Regions from separate parts of the Mus musculus genome. Here region 1 is linked to region 2. The links are chromatin contacts, found by Hi-C or POLR2A ChIA-PET in ENCODE. All regions are on one chromosome and are shown on one strand. The core of a region is the stretch at or near the end of the contact, and the rest is flanking DNA. Distances in the headings are between cores, read along the strand shown. Region 1 has its middle 12 kb from the start of Gm52179. Region 2 holds the start of Mchr1 (melanin-concentrating hormone receptor 1).

The links. A loop is a pair of places that touch in the nucleus more often than their neighbours do. ChIA-PET counts read pairs that join two places held with the same protein, here RNA polymerase II (POLR2A).
Region 1: a loop to region 2 is called in a map of gastrocnemius, with 2.0 times the contacts of the local background. The contact joins the enhancer-like site here to the promoter of Mchr1 in region 2. A Hi-C loop is called at or near these places in 2 of 37 maps with a recorded cell type or tissue (gastrocnemius and regulatory T cell). POLR2A ChIA-PET finds 5 or more read pairs at or near these places in 1 of 5 experiments (Patski).

The regions. Positions count from the first base shown.
Region 1 is chr15:81,271,343-81,274,042 of GRCm38, forward strand. No RefSeq gene overlaps it. Among named protein-coding and RNA genes, the nearest start is that of Gm52179, 12 kb to the left of the region's middle. Within about 2 kb of position 1,421, at least 1 of the 3 ENCODE cell types and tissues checked has a DNase peak (open chromatin) inside an H3K27ac peak, as active enhancers do; it is gastrocnemius, where a contact is called at or near this core.
Region 2 is chr15:81,234,245-81,236,944 of GRCm38, forward strand. Mchr1 (melanin-concentrating hormone receptor 1) reads left to right here and starts at 1,255. Exons shown (of 2, transcript NM_145132.2): 1 at 1,255-1,611. The coding sequence starts at 1,530.

The DNA.
Region 1 (2,700 bases), core at 171-2,670, 37 kb after region 2:
GGTGGAATATTAATATGGTGTGCTAGTATATTTAGTTCTATACAGCTTTAAGAAAGGGTGGAATTTTGGCATAAGCTCCAAGAAGGATGAATCTTCAGGATGTGTGCGTGAGTAATACAAACCAGTCTCAGAGAGCAAGGTGGCACCTACCTAAAATTCCAGCACTGGTGAAGTGGACAGAGTCACCCTCATAATTCTTTATGTAGCTGTTCCAAGCCAGCTTGGGGTATGAGGGGCCCGGTCTCAAAGAAAACCAACAAGGGTGTCTTAGTCAAGGTTTTACTGCTGTGAACAGATATCATGACCAAGGCAACTCTTCCAAGGAAATTTCTTTGGGGCTGGTTCGGAGGTCTAGTCCATTATCATCATGGCAGGAAGCATGACAATGTCGAGGCAGACATGGTGCTGGAGAAGGAGCTGAGAGTTCCACCTCTTGTTCCCAAGGCAAACAGGAGAAGACTGTCTTCTAAGCAGCTAGGAGGAGGGTCTCAAAGCCCACCTACACAGCGACATACTTCATCCAACAAGGCCACACCTCCTAAAAGTGCCACTCCTTGTAGGTCAAGCCTATTCAAACTATCACATAGGGCTAGCAAGATGTTCATCAGGAGATGGCATTTGCCACCAAGCCTGACAACCCAAGTTGGATCTTCAGAACCAACATGGCAGAAGATGACAGACTCCCCCAAGCTGTTTCTAGCCTCCAAGTGGAGGATCCCACCCCACAGATACATTCACACATACAACACTCAGCACAAACATGTATCACACACATCACACTTCCTACACACATCACACATGCTACACACACATCACAAAGACACAAATAATGCAATCATACTCCATACCTCATACATATACACCCCACCACATGTACCTTTTCCACACAATCACATGTCACATATACCAAAAACATAGCAGCCCCCCATACATGTTCCCCAGATCCCAGAAGACATAGACTGCACACCTCTCCATATGTAGCACACGCACACTGAAGGCTCATTCAGACCCATCCTGACTTGCAGGAGGTCTCCTGAGTGCTTGGAACACGAACGAAAAATGTGTCACTTTTCTACGTAAACACCTCTTTCTCCCGCTGCCCTAGCTCAATAACTCATGTGCAATGAGTCAATCATAAACGTGTGTGCCTCCCAGGACTCCAGGGAAGCCTGAGTCTATCCTCCCTCCCAGCAAATTTGCTGCTTCCTGCCCTGTTCTGCAATTCTTCTACAGGGAGCTTCATTTTACAGCTTAATACCCCAAGAGAGGCACAAGACAAAATCCACAGAGGGAGAGTGACACCAGGCTTCAGTCATCGTGAGGAGGGAGGGAGCCTAGGGAGCCAGCCTCGGCTGCTCTCCAGCAGTGACGGAGGAGAATGCAGGGCTGGATGAGGTGTGACCAGAAAGGCAGCCAGCCAGTAGCACCGGGAGCTGCGGTGGAGACTGTGCCAGCCTCTCAGGAGTTGTATCTGGCCAGTCATCTTTTCTTCTCACTGCCAGCAGGCTGAGAGCAACGCCTGGCTAGCTCTCCAGGTCTTGGAGGCAGCAGATAAAAAGAAACAATGAGATGCCATGAACAGTCAGGAACAAAGGGTCCCAGCCGCATCCTTGTGAGTGCTGCAGAGTGACTGAGAACAGCAGAGCAGCCCCCAAAGTCCCCTCTCCAGGGTGATGTCCTGTGCTCCCCAATCCTCTCACTGTACCCCCATTGTTTTAGTTTGGATTCCAGCTGTTCCCCCAAAGACCTATGTGTCAAAGGCCTGTCTCCTCAGAGTGGGTACCTTTAAGAGGTGGGAGAGGTGGGTCCGGATGGGTGGGGTGTGGGGTCGGGAGTATGGAGTGTGGGGATACATCCTAGATCATTTGGGTGGCTCTTGAAGGTCATAGTGTGACTGCACCCTCCCACCTTGTTCCAGCCGTGAAAAAAAAAAAAAAAAAAAAAAAAACAAGTTTTATGCTGCCACCATGATGTGCTGCCATGCCACAGTTACAAAGCAACAGAGCCAGCCAGGCTGGACCCTCCAAAGCCTGGAGCCACAGCAGCCCTGCTCTAGATGCTGAAAATCTCAGCTATTTCTTACAGTATCATGAAGCTGACTGTATTAGTTGTTTGTTTCTTTGCTGAGTGAGACCAAAGCTGCTTAAGGCTTTTTCTTTCCTCCTCCTCCTCCCCCCACTCCTCCTCCTTGCCTCACAGTTTAAGGGGAATAGTTCATTATAGCAGAGAAGACATGGTGACAGGAACTTGAGGCTGCTGTTACATGTCACCCACAGTCAGGAGCAGAGAGAGACAATTGCTGGTAATCAGCTCACACTCCCCTTTCTGTAGAGTCCAGGATCCCGATCCTGGTGCCACCCACAATTAAGATGGGTTTTCCCACCTCAGTTAACCTGTCCTAGGGCGTCTCTACCTGCACAGCCAGAGGTGTGTTTCCCAGGTCCTCGTGATTTAAGAAAACCTGTACCTATTAATTGAATAATTCTCTGTAAAATGTATTTTAAAAATCAGATATCGCATGCCTGCAATCCCAGCACTTGGGAAGGAGAGGTAGGCAGATCTCTGTGAGTTCTAATCTAGCCTGGCCTACAGAGTAAGTTCCGGGTCAGCTGGTGCTACAGAGATGAGATCCTGTCTCAAAAATGTATTTTAGGCTGGGCGTGGTGGTGCATGCCTTTGATCTCAGCACTCGGGAGGCAG
Region 2 (2,700 bases), core at 5-2,504:
GTATGAGCCTGTGCGGGACATTTTCATTCAAACCACCACAGTATTCCCTCCACTAATACCACAAAGGACACCTGGGTCTGGGGGCATCATGGAGTTGGGGGCATCAGAGTCCACCAGAAATACACTAACCATCCCACTGTGCCTATGGTCAAACTACCATCTGGTTCTCTCTCTCTCTCTCTCTCTCTCTCTCTCTCTCTCTCTCTCTCTCTCTGTGGGGGGGGGGGAAGCCCTGAAATTCTCATCCTCCTGCCTCCACCTCCTAAGTGCTGGGATTACTGGCATGCATGTCCAGTTTATGAGTATAGGGGATGAAACCCTGAGTTTCGTGCCTGTGAGACAAATACTCTACCAACTGAGCTCCATCCCCAGCCCCCATACAGCCTTATTTTAAGTTCTTCATGCTGGTGGATCAAGAGGCCTAGAAGAAGAGGTATACTAGGGACAATCAACAACTCGGCCTGAAAAACCAGGCATGTTCATATCCAACATCAGTAAGGAAGAGTATGGCTGGAACTCGGGGTAGCTATAAGGATGTCTCTCTGTGCTTCTGTGCTCGTTGATAAGGGTTAACAGGCAACCATGTTAGCCAAGGACTTAGGCTCTGCATCTGGCCCTGGTGGTGTAGCATTTGATTGTGAATCTCCCGGAGCTGTCAGCAGGAGTCTGCAGAGAGTTCTCTAATGCCTGTGCCCTCTGAGGCTACTGTCCATTCTAATCTCTGAGTGGACTTATTTATTCTCTTATGCTCTGATAATTGTTTCACAGAATCCCAGACAAAACCTCAGAACACTAGAAAATAAAACCCTCTGTGGCTGGCCTCCACTGATCTGTGCAGAGGGAAGTTTGTTCTGTCTGCACACCAGCCCCTGACTATTGGCACCACAGAAAGCCTGGAACCTCCTTTGCACAACTAGCAATTGTCATCTAGCCAAGGAGATGTTTGGAAGTTACCAGGACACAGGAAAGGTTTAGGGTGACCTCCAGAGTGCTTGGGAACCAAGGATGTGTCAGTCCAGGCTTGAGTCCCCAGCATTGAGAACAGTACCCCTGGCTTTTGCCACGTGGTCCAGCTTCTTTAAAGCAAGCATTGCTCCCCCACCCACCCCCTTTGCTTTTGCAAAGACCTGGATGGCCATGCAAGATAAGCGGTAGCCCCTGTGAGCTCAGAATTCAGCCCTGGGAGACAGCGCAAAGGCAGGCTCCTCCGCATGGGATGGCTTGAGCCTAGCTGCTGGCTCTGCAGGCAGTCAGGAGTAGGAGCCGCAGCCGGGACCGAAGAGGTTAACATGCATCTGCCTCCGAATGTTAATGTGTCTAGGTGATGTCAGTGGGAGCTGGGAAGGAGGGAGTGGGGCGAGCAGTTGGGCTCAGAGGCAGCAGAGGCTGCCAGGCGGTAGAGGAAGACCCTTTTCTGGACTGCGGGGCTCAAGCTCCGGACAAGGCGGTGGAGGGCGCTGGAGGCTGCCGCAGCCTGCGTGGGTGGACGGGCGCTCCACTCCAGGGAGCAGGCGACCTGCACCGGCTGCATGGATCTGCAAGCCTCGTTGCTGTCCACTGGCCCCAATGCCAGCAACATCTCCGATGGCCAGGATAATTTCACATTGGCGGGTGAGTCGAGTTGGAGTCCTCCCTCCTCCGGGATGGGTGTGGAAAATGGGAAGGTTTCACCTCCCAAGCCAAACTGCCTGGGAAACTTTATCTTACAGTTCTTGGTGATAAGATCTGCAGTCGGCTTTGCCTGAAGAGGAAGAGGAGAGGAGGGGACACCAGCTAGGACAGAAGGGGCAGGGAGGAATAGAGATGGGGCAGAGGCACATTTAGAAACAACAAGGGTTGGTGACAAGACGTGAGGCAGGCTTGAGGGGAAAGCTTGCTGATGAGTCCCAAATATGCTTTGCAGGGGGGGGGGGGGGGGAATCAAGGCTGGAGAAGCAAGCAAGCAAGACAGCAAGACAGCGGGCGGGTAGTATGTGGGAGCCAGCAGAAGCGCTTTGATTCACCGCTATCCTGGGCTCAATCCTCTGGCCTCGCACTGGGGAAATGGGGTCTGAGTGGTCCTTGCTGTCTTCTGGCAAAGGCTGCTGGGAGCAAAAGACTTCACAGGGCGTGAGAGGATTAACTTTTCTGGTGAATTAAGCTTCTTGACATTTGCAGAACGTCAATGCCTTAAAATTCTAGCTCTGAAGGAGAAGGGAATGAAGGGGAAAGAGGGAAGGTTGGTGTGGAGAAATTCCCAAGCTTCTGGGGTGTAACACAGCTCCAGTCCCTACCCTATTGGGAAAGCCCAGACTCAGGAGACATGGTCCAAGGAAATCCCTGACAGAAAACCGGGAGAGGGCAGGGCTGTGGAGCCTGAAACACACCCCACACCCATGGTGACAGTCACTTCTCACATATGCCTAGGAACCTATCTGAAACCTTTGGCCATCTCTCTCTGAAAAGATGAGGCTGCAAATACACACACACACACACACACACACACACACACACACACACACACACACACACACACACACACAAATGTCCTTCAAGCCTTTTTGACAAGGTTTTCTGGTGGATCCCGGGGATATGAAGTTGTTCTCAGCAGATATCTGGGAGTCTTGACTCCTGGCCCTCTGAGTAAATGGATGAAGCGAAGAAGAATGGGGTCCTCTGAGTAACAGGTGGATCTAGAAAATCCTATAGGAGTCACCAGGG